Linked DNA regions of Homo sapiens: all the other regions are linked to region 1. The links are chromatin contacts, found by Hi-C or POLR2A ChIA-PET in ENCODE. All regions are on one chromosome and are shown on one strand. Each heading gives the region's core, a stretch centred on a gene start or an enhancer-like site at or near the end of the contact. The rest is flanking DNA. Distances are from core to core; before and after follow the strand shown. Region 1 holds the start of GLI3 (GLI family zinc finger 3). Region 2 has its middle 24 kb from the start of C7orf25. Region 3 has its middle 55 kb from the start of C7orf25.

Region 1 (3,009 bases), core at 132-2,631:
GAGACCAGGCTCCAAGCCTGGGGTCTTTGTTTTTGTGTCTTTTATAAAGTGGCCCATAGGGACAGCAGGCTGTGTGGTGGGAGCTCCTCCTCGCTTCGCGGATTTGGCCCCGAGGGCAGACGAGTCCGGTGGAGAGAAAAACCCTGAACTTCCAAAGGCATCATCCCGCGAGAGGGAGTTTCGGGGATGGCTTTGGGAAAATGTAAAACAAGGAGATGGGGAGCCAAGGATGGGGGGCGGTGGTAATCAGAGAAGCCTTAAAAGAATAAAGGGGAGTCCAGCCCTTGAGCAAGAGTGAGAAAGAGAGGCTGGGTGGGAGAAGATGGGAGCAGACAGGACGCAGCACGAGTGCCAGGGCGCGCATTTGGGGGGTGTCCTGGCGGTGTGGAGAGAGAAGAGAGAGGGCGCGGGTGACATCACGCCCGGGCCCCCTTCCCCTCGCCGGGTGGGTGGGGCTTCGGCGCGCCGGGAGGGCGCGGGGTCAAGTAGGGGGAAGAGGAGGAGCAGGCATGAATGTGTCTGTGTGAAGACCGGGGAGGGGCGGAGGAGGAGGAGGAGGAGGAGAAGGAGGAGGAGGAGGAGGAGGCGGCGGCGGCGGCGGCGGCGGCGGCGGAGGGCGGGGAGGGAGCGCGCGCGTGGCTCGCGGCGCCCGGGCTCCCCCCCAGCCCCCGACCCCGGCCCGCGACGCGCCGCCTCCCAGCCGCCGCCGCCCGCCTCGCAGCTGGGACCCACTCCGGGCTTGGGGACCCGGCGGGCGGGAGAAGCGGGGGCTCCCGGCGCGGCCTGGAAGGAGCGAGAAAGCAAAAGTAAGGCGAGCAGCACTCCAAGTTTTCCCAACTTCGCCCCCTGCGGCGGCAGGCGTCCTGCTGCTCAGCGCGTCCCCTCCGAGCCCGAGAGTGGCTGAAAGAAAAGGGACTGGGCGGGGGCCGGGGCGGAGGAAGAGAGAGTGCGAGGGAGCGAGGAGAGTCCGGCAACATCTGTTAAAACTTGGGGGAGGAGGAGCGCGGGGAGGAGGAGGAAGAGGAGGAGAGAAGGGAAGGAGGGAGCGCGCGGGAGGGGAGCGCGGAGCCGAGGGACAACTTTTCCACCCCGTGAGTAGTGCAGGCGGTGCCAGGTCGGGGCGGGGGGCTTCTCCACCCAGCACGGGGCACCAGGCCGGGATGGGACCTTTTTCCAGAAAGTCGATTGGATGCCAGGAGAGGCGTACGGCTGGGGGTTTCTTTCTTTCTCTTTCCCCTCCCTCCCGCGGTTGAACCAAATCAGAACTGTCACTCAGGGCTTGTGAGTCAGAAGGGATCGGATTACACGATCCCCGAAACTGATGCCGGAGCTGCACGAGCGGGAGGGAGCGGGCAGGGGCAGCGCCACCGGCGCGCTCGCACACTCGCACTCGCGCACACCCGCCGCTCCCACTCACCCGCGCCGCTCTCCCGCCTTCCCCGCGCGCCCCGCGGCCGCCCGCGCCGCACCATGCCCGCGGCGGGCGCACCCCGCGCCCAGCCCGGCCGCTCGCGGTAGCCGTAGCCGCCCGCGGCCGCGCGGAGCGGGGAGCCGCCAGCCTGCGCCCCGTCCGCGGGTCTATGGGAAGTTCGGGGACTTGACAGCCGCTGCCGCCGCAGGTACGTCCCGCTCGAAGTTCTTTGTTTCGCGGACCCCGCAGCCCGCTCCTGCGGCCGCGCCCGCGCCTCCGGGGCCAGAGGTGGTCCCCAGCGTGGGGACGGGATGGAGTGAAAATGGCTGTCAAAAGGCGCCCAGATTTAGAGAGCCGCCGGTGAGGCGTCCGAGCAAGGCTTGCATTCGCTCCCTCCTCCTGGAAGGTCCTTTCCGAAGAGTCCGACCCGCGGACCGGCCGGAGACGGATTGGAGAATTTCACCTCCCGGAGGGGGGACGAAGTTTGCCGCAGTGGTGGCGGCGCCCCTCGCCTCCGCCCCCATCCAAAGGGTTCAGAAGAACTCCGCGAGCCCCGCACGCGCCTGGCTCCTTCCTTTGCGCGGTGGCGCTCTACGGCTCGGGCTTCGGGCGCGCACGGCGCTCGGGATGGGCGGAAGGAGGCGGGAGGCATGGTGGGTGCGCGCGGGGACCTCCGCCGCGGGGGCCGCCGCCGCTGGGGCTTCTCCAGCCCGGGCTATGCTTCGGAGGGCGGGGGTGTGGTGTGAGCGGATGGAGAGAGGCGCGCCTTCGTCGTCATAGAGGAAAAGTGAAAGTTGTACCATCTGTATATGATTTGGGATTCTCTTATTTCTTTTCCTTTCCAGGGGCAGCGCGCACAGACACACAAAGTAACCGTGGTCCATGCAATAATCATTTAAGGTGCCGCGTTTACACAGAGCAGCAGGGGACAGTTACTTTCTTGAGTAGCAGCGGGAAAACGGGCGGGAGAAGGCAGAGAGGGTGTAAATATTGATCCCAAACTTGCAGAGTTTGTGAAGCGACTTTTAAGCAGATTGTCCGAAGCGGACGCTCCACCCCGCACCCGGCCTTTTATCCTTTCCTGAACTTTGTGCTCCTGTCCCCCATTGCACCTCCTTCTGTAAGATGCCGTCCCCCGAGAGGCGCTGCACCCCAGGCTTCCCTGCCTGACCCCGCGTGGAAAGAGGATTAAGGAGGCTCCCTCCGCCGCTGGTCATCCTGCCCCAACTTCTCATCTCCCCAGTGCAGACTGCCGGGTAGATTCTGGCCTTGGGTACAGTGCTCATGGCCCTCTGCCAGTTTATATGTACATATATTTATGTAAAACATTTTCTCCCAGCTCTTTGCCAGCTGTTCCACATTTTCCAGCTGCCACTTCAGTTTGAAATGATGGACTGTCTGCGTCTCCAAGTCAAAGAACCCTTTAGTCAAAGGTATGGAGGGCCGGCCGCTGTGCAAATACATGGCAGTGCCATTAGCCGGGCTGGTATTATTAGTTCTAAAAAATACCTCCTGCTCCCCTTTTCCTCTCCTCCCTCTTCTCTCCAGTTAGGCTTTCCAGAGCACAGTATATACACTTTGCTGAAAATTCGAGTAAT
Region 2 (3,009 bases), core at 255-2,754, 650 kb before region 1:
TCCCCAGGTATAAATATAATTTGAGCCCCAATATTAAGTCCATGCATTTTTGTTAGTGCATTTTAACAAATTGTTAAAGTTAAATTAGAACTGACCTTGTAGAAGCACAAAGCCAGTACGTGTCCTTTTTAATCTTTTTGTTATGTAAATTCTTTGATATATAAATTGCTATATGCATTATGAACTTCTAACTATATCAAAAGATGCAAATATATCATATACACCATTTATCAACATATATTTATGTTAAAATATTATATATAACTTTTATTTAATTACCTTTTTCCCCCTCTGTATCTAGGGGTTTGTTTATAAATCAGTAAGTGATCTAGGGCTAGCATGTTTGCTAGACCTGGCAGCTGCTAAGTATTTAAAGTTTAAAGTTCATCTCTTTTTTTTTTTTTCTTGGACTTGTAATAGCATAAAGCAACAGTCTCTCTCTCTCTCTCTCTCTCTCTCTCTCTCTCTCTCTCTCTCCCTCCCTCTCCCTCTTCCTCTTTTCTTTCTTTTTTATTTTAGGCTTTAGTTGCTTGAAGGCATTCTTAGTCTCTGCCTCTGGTTGATAAGAGGAAAAGAGGGAGGAGGGAAGGGCACAGTGTCTCTAGGCAGCCAGCTCTCTACAACTTCCGTGATTGCAAGATCATCGGTCCCCTTTTTCCTTCCTTTTTTTGTTTTTTTTTTCTTTTAAGTATAATCTTTAGAACGGCTTGTATTTCTTGGTGGCTAAAATAAAATTTTTTCTTCCTTCATCTCTCTGGATGTTTACCTGACATGCTCCTGGTGGTAGGAGTAGCCTCCTGGTGTTCTGTCCTTACAGAATGTTACCCGAAAAAATTGGAGGGTGACCTCTGTGTCTGCTGGCCTTGCAGGCAGCGGCTTCCCTTTCCATGGTGACCCACCGGAGCTCTGGAGGTGGTGGGGAGCGAGGAGCGACAGCAGCAGGAACCGAACAGGGCGGCGCCTGCCTGGCAGCGTCACTCTTGCGGGGCCTGTGGGACGCAGGTGAAGTTACTCCCATTAGGGTTAGGGTTAGGCCATATGATCCTTTCACCCTGGCTCCGCTTCACGAGCACAGTGAAGCCCAGTGTGTCGCATCACCCTCTCTGACTGTGACTAAGGAGAAATCGCTGCTTCCCAAGAGCCTGCTGGCGGGTTCTCGGGAAGTAGCGCGCAGCCGTGCCCTTTGCCATGGACAGGCCCGCCCACCACCCAGGCCCCAGGTCACGCAACAGCGCACCCAGCTCCAGGGACAACGCATCCTCCAATGGAGGCCGGCGACAGAGGGTCCCCACAGTCCCAGGAGGGGGTCTGATTCTGCAAAGGGAACACATCCTCCTACCACTGGGACCTGCCCTCCGCGCCGCAGGCAAGGAGCCGGCTACAGCCGCTACAATTCCGGAGAGTCCCGGAGGCGACTCGGACGACAGCAGGACCTAGTAGCGCGCAGCGACGAGCAGCGAGATCCAGCGCCTGTAAGCAGCGCGCGGCCCCAGACCTGCTGGGCCAGCTGATACAGCAAGGTAGCAAGCCCTCTGCGGGGGACAGACACCGGGATGGTGTCCAAGCCGCGACTGCAATCCTGCAGACTAGGCTAATTGTTTGGAATGAAACTTTATCAGTTTAGCCCGGCAATTACTCTCCTCAACAGCTGAGAGGCCAGGATAAAAGAGCATCAGCATGGGATCTACCTGCTTGGGGCCCTTTGGGGCGGCGTCACACTCAGGGATTAGATTTCAGGCACTGCTTCAGTGACACAACCGCAGTGTGAAAGTTTAAGCGTTTTTGGTACTTACAGATCCTGGAGGGAGCGCGGGCGCGCGCGCGCGCACACACACACACACACACACACACACACACACACACACACCACACACCAAGGAGTACAGGCAGAGAGAGAGAGAGAGAGAGAGAGAGAGAGAGAGAGAAGGGACCCGTAGACCAATACCTTTATTGGGTTCAGAGTGTTATCCAAACAGGTTTAATTGTTGAATTTAAAGCAAGCAGGCACTGGTTCCAGGAGGTCCCCCTGACTGAGAGGCGGTCACGTTAAGTTTGCAGGCAAATGTCTGAATGGTTCCTTGAAATGAAGCAGTATCTCTGGCCACCAACTGGAGCCATTCCAGTGGGGAATAGTATTAGAAACGGTGTCAAGGCTGACTGAGCCCTGCTTCTGGTATGAGAAAGTTAAAACATATTTTAAGATGGATGCCAAGGCAACATAAAATTATAAGCTCTCACCACATGTTTATACCCAGTTCTGGCATTAAAAAATGCTTCATTTTTTTCAAAAAGAGTTATAAAAAACTTTTGCCATGTGTTCTGTTTTCTTAGTTTTTCTGTTCTGTTTTTTGCTTTTGATAATTGGAAATGTTTGAACTTTTGTATTAGTACTGACGTTTTTATAATACCCATTCTTCCTTCTTTCCTTTAGATAATATTGACTGGGTCTCTACTGTAAGCAAGAAGAATATAATTTGTTTTGCAAACTCCTCTTTCCTTCCTTTCTCTGCCATTCAATTTTAATGATTAGAATAATGCATATTCTCTTTCTTTACTTGCACTCTGTGCACCTAAATATATTTAAGCTTCTGCTTTTTTTTTTTGGTAGCTTGAAATGATGTCATTTGTTTCCCAACTTTTGTAAGTAAATCATTGAGCTAATTATGCTTTTCCCTCTCTTTCTTTTTTTAGGTTGTGCTTTTTTCTGACTTTGTCAGAGAACATGTTTCTATATCATCCTTTGATTCTTATCTTACCTTTGGTTTAGTCTTAGATCTTCAGTTAAATATATTAAACACTCACTATTAATCTTGTTTCACCAGTTTTCCCAGGTGTCAGGTTTCTTGAAAAAAGCTCATGGGTCAGCATCCCCTGAGTTCCAGCATGTTCAAAACTGTTTCTCCATAGCTTGGATATGTGAAGGAATCTTGCTTGGTTATAGAAGCCTCACTTCACACTTTCCTTGCTTTCTTGTAAATGTTCCTCCATTTTGTTCTCTTTGACTCATTT
Region 3 (3,009 bases), core at 169-2,668, 620 kb before region 1:
AGACTATTGATAAACTTATGGTCAGACCAGGGACTGAGAGCTGATTGTTGAATAGAAGCATCTGATTTTATGTGTGTATTGCAAAGGAATATTTGTTATGCAATTTAATATTGATTGCCATAAATTATTATAAGAAACAGCATTATTAACACATACCCCAATAATTTAAAATTACATGTGATTCTAAAATGCTCATCTAGAGTTCACTGCACTGTTGATGCAGGAAAATAGGTTTGCAAAGCAAATTAATAATTTGAAGAGAAAGAAAACTAACATTTAGAATGTGCTGGGTATGGTGCCAGATCCATTTCTGTCGTTTATCTAATTTAATTCTGACAAAAGCTCTGTGAAGTGCTATTCTTATTCTTTTTTTTGTTTTCTTTCTACAGATTAGGAAAGGATGCTCATAAGGTAAATAACTTGCCCAAGTTAGTAGTGAGTGGAACCTGAAGCCCAGGTCTTCTAAGTCTAAAGCCCAAGACTAATATTTTTAAGAATGAATGGTAACAACCTGTTTTCAAACACCTGAGAAACTGCTTTAACAGTGGTCTCTACCTGACAACACAGGAAGTGTTCATTATAATATTTTAAAATATGGTTCATTTAAACCTAAAATGTGTGGCAGCCAAAAGTGGACTAGTTTGTAAAAGCATTGTATTTTAAAAGAACTCTACCATAAAATCATTTACTCTGAAAATTTCAGCTTCACTAAAGAGTTCACCGTGACTAAGTAGTTTAACAAATTCAAATTCGAGTTTAGGAGTAACTCAGTTCAAGGGCAGGGCTGGCACCATTAAAGATCCGGAATGTAGGAGACAGGGATTGCTCCAGGGGTTGGTAATTCATACTGCTTTTTATTCATAATGCCTGTGACTTAAGTCAGCCCAGGCAATCATTAATCATCCACTTTTCCCTCTACCTTTCTTTAGCGGGGCGTGGGGGAACCACCTTCAAATTTATCCTGTCTGGGAGGATGTGGCCAGAAGGCAGAAGTGTGAGAGAGAAATTGTGTCTTCTGAGCTCTCCATTCTCATCTCTTTCTGAAATTGGGTGTTTCTTTCTTTTCTCTTCTTTTCTTTTCCTTTCTTTTCTTTTCTTTTCTTTTTTTTTTTTGAGACGGAATCTCGCTCTGTCGCCCAGGCTGGAGTGCAGTGGCGCGATCTCGGCTCCCGGCAACCTCTGCTCCCGGGTTCAAGCAATTCTCCTGTCCCAGCCTCCCGGAAATTGGGTTATTTCTTTCCTCGTTAATGATTTCTCCAGCCGCAGTACCATTTCTGAGGGCGTCCAGTGATCTCGACCGTCCCCAGCACTTCTCACCTGCAGCAGCTGTGCCGCCCTCCTGAGAACACTGCGTGTCGCCCCGTGTACCCCTCTCTCACTGCAGCCAGAGGGCCCCTTCCTGGGTCCTGGTTAGATCACATAGCATCCGTAGCCGAGTGGCCCCACGGCCCGGGCTCCAGGCACGCTGCACTTCAAGAAGCACAGTCCAAGGGGCAAAAATTATGACTCCAAAAATTACGGAGGGGAATTCCATTCATCAACCCAGTCAGCCTTTCGAGTATCTATTACTTTCCCCATTCTTTCTCGCGCGCACGCGCACACACCGCAGAGTCTTTGCTGCTCCAAGCGCCACCTCCTCCTCCTCTCTCCCAGTTTTTTCCAAGCGGCTCTCACTTCCATCACCGCATCCTACTTTCTCTCTTAGTCTACGTATTTTACTCTATCCTCCACGTGCTTTTCCTCTTCTTCATGCCGACCCTCAGGAACTGGTCTTGCAGGTGGGGACGTTGGATAAGGGCTTAGAATGAGGAGCAGAGGCTGATTTTCTTAGGCAGGCAAGGGTCGGGCTGCCTCGGAACATTCCCAGAGTAATGAGTTTTATTAACAATGGCCTGCAGGCAAAGCCCTCGGCCTTCCCTAGCTCAGCTCCCCGGCTCCGGGGGCTGTTCCAGGCGGCGCGCTGGGTTGAGGTGGAGTGCGCCTCCCGCACGCAGGTCTCACTGTGCAGCTCCACTCGCCCTACCTCCGCGCAGGGCCAAGCCTTTTCTAGCATAAATTGCATTGCGTGGCATTTCTCCTCTAGTTTGGTTTGTGCGGGAAAATCTGTGCTTTGAAATGCAATGATCAAACTCAGCCTATTTCCAATATCCAGAGTGTCAGTGCCTCAAAATAATAGCCAACGCGTAAGTCTTTATTCAATTTATTTTTTCTGATTGGAAAAGCTTAAAAATGAAAGCTCCACAGAAACATGTAAGATAGGACCATGAAAGGTCTCCCATTCAAGGGATTTTTTGGTCCACTTTTTGGTTATACAGTCCTGGAGATATTTTCAGTACATACACTATATTATTACTATAAAAGAGGGAAATACTATAGATACCACTTGGAAATTTGCTTCTTTACTCAGTTACAATGCTTCTATCTTGGACATTAATAATGTCAGTTCCAAAAACCAGTCTTCAAGCATCCCAGGGCAAAGGGCCAGTTTCTTCACATGATTATTTTTTTTTTTGTGTGATGGCGTCTCACTCTGTTGCCCAGGCTGGAGTGCAGTGGTGCGATCTTGGCTCACTGCAACCTCCACCTCCTGGGTTCAAGCGATTCTCCTGCCTCAGCCTCCTGAGTAGTTGGAACTACAAGCGCATGCCACCATGCTTGGCTAATTTTTGTATTTTTAGTAGAGATGGGGTTTCACCATGTTAGTCAGGCTGTTCTTGACCTCCTGACCTTGTGATCCACCCGCCTCGACCTCTCAAAGTGCTGGGATTACAGGCATGAGCCACTACGCCTGGCCTCATATGAATTTTTTTTTTTTTAGGAATGTATCCTTTTTTTTAAAATTAGATTTTTGCATTATGTAAATAGTTTTTGAAGGAATTCACTATTATGTGGTGCTAACTGAAGACATAAGTATCTGCCTTTAATCTCTAAGATAGAGAATGCAAAAATGAGGCAAGAGTCTTTCCGAAAAATAAATCACACAACCCTTAGAACCATTGGGTAGACATT

Evidence for each region. Hi-C counts contacts between places; a loop is a spot of excess contacts on that map. ChIA-PET counts read pairs that join two places held with the same protein, here RNA polymerase II (POLR2A). Pooled maps may share reads with other maps.
Region 2: a loop to region 1 is called in a pooled map, with 5 times the contacts of the local background. The contact joins the enhancer-like site here to the promoter of GLI3 in region 1. A Hi-C loop is called at or near these places in 1 of 37 single-sample maps with no recorded cell type and 7 of 50 pooled maps. POLR2A ChIA-PET finds 5 or more read pairs at or near these places in 1 of 52 experiments (MCF 10A).
Region 3: a loop to region 1 is called in a pooled map, with 2.8 times the contacts of the local background. The contact joins the enhancer-like site here to the promoter of GLI3 in region 1. A Hi-C loop is called at or near these places in 1 of 168 maps with a recorded cell type or tissue (A673) and 4 of 50 pooled maps.

Annotation. Positions count from the first base shown.
Region 1 is chr7:42,235,581-42,238,589 of GRCh38, reverse strand. GLI3 (GLI family zinc finger 3) reads left to right here and starts at 1,381. Exons shown (of 15, transcript NM_000168.6): 1 at 1,381-1,619. RefSeq lists an enhancer at 656-1,637.
Region 2 is chr7:42,886,911-42,889,919 of GRCh38, reverse strand. No RefSeq gene overlaps it. Among named protein-coding and RNA genes, the nearest start is that of C7orf25, 24 kb to the left of the region's middle. RefSeq lists enhancers at 1,356-1,405, 1,001-1,544 and a silencer at 1,486-1,535. Within about 2 kb of position 1,504, at least 34 of the 41 ENCODE cell types and tissues checked have a DNase peak (open chromatin) inside an H3K27ac peak, as active enhancers do.
Region 3 is chr7:42,855,645-42,858,653 of GRCh38, reverse strand. No RefSeq gene overlaps it. Among named protein-coding and RNA genes, the nearest start is that of C7orf25, 55 kb to the left of the region's middle. Within about 2 kb of position 1,418, at least 5 of the 41 ENCODE cell types and tissues checked have a DNase peak (open chromatin) inside an H3K27ac peak, as active enhancers do.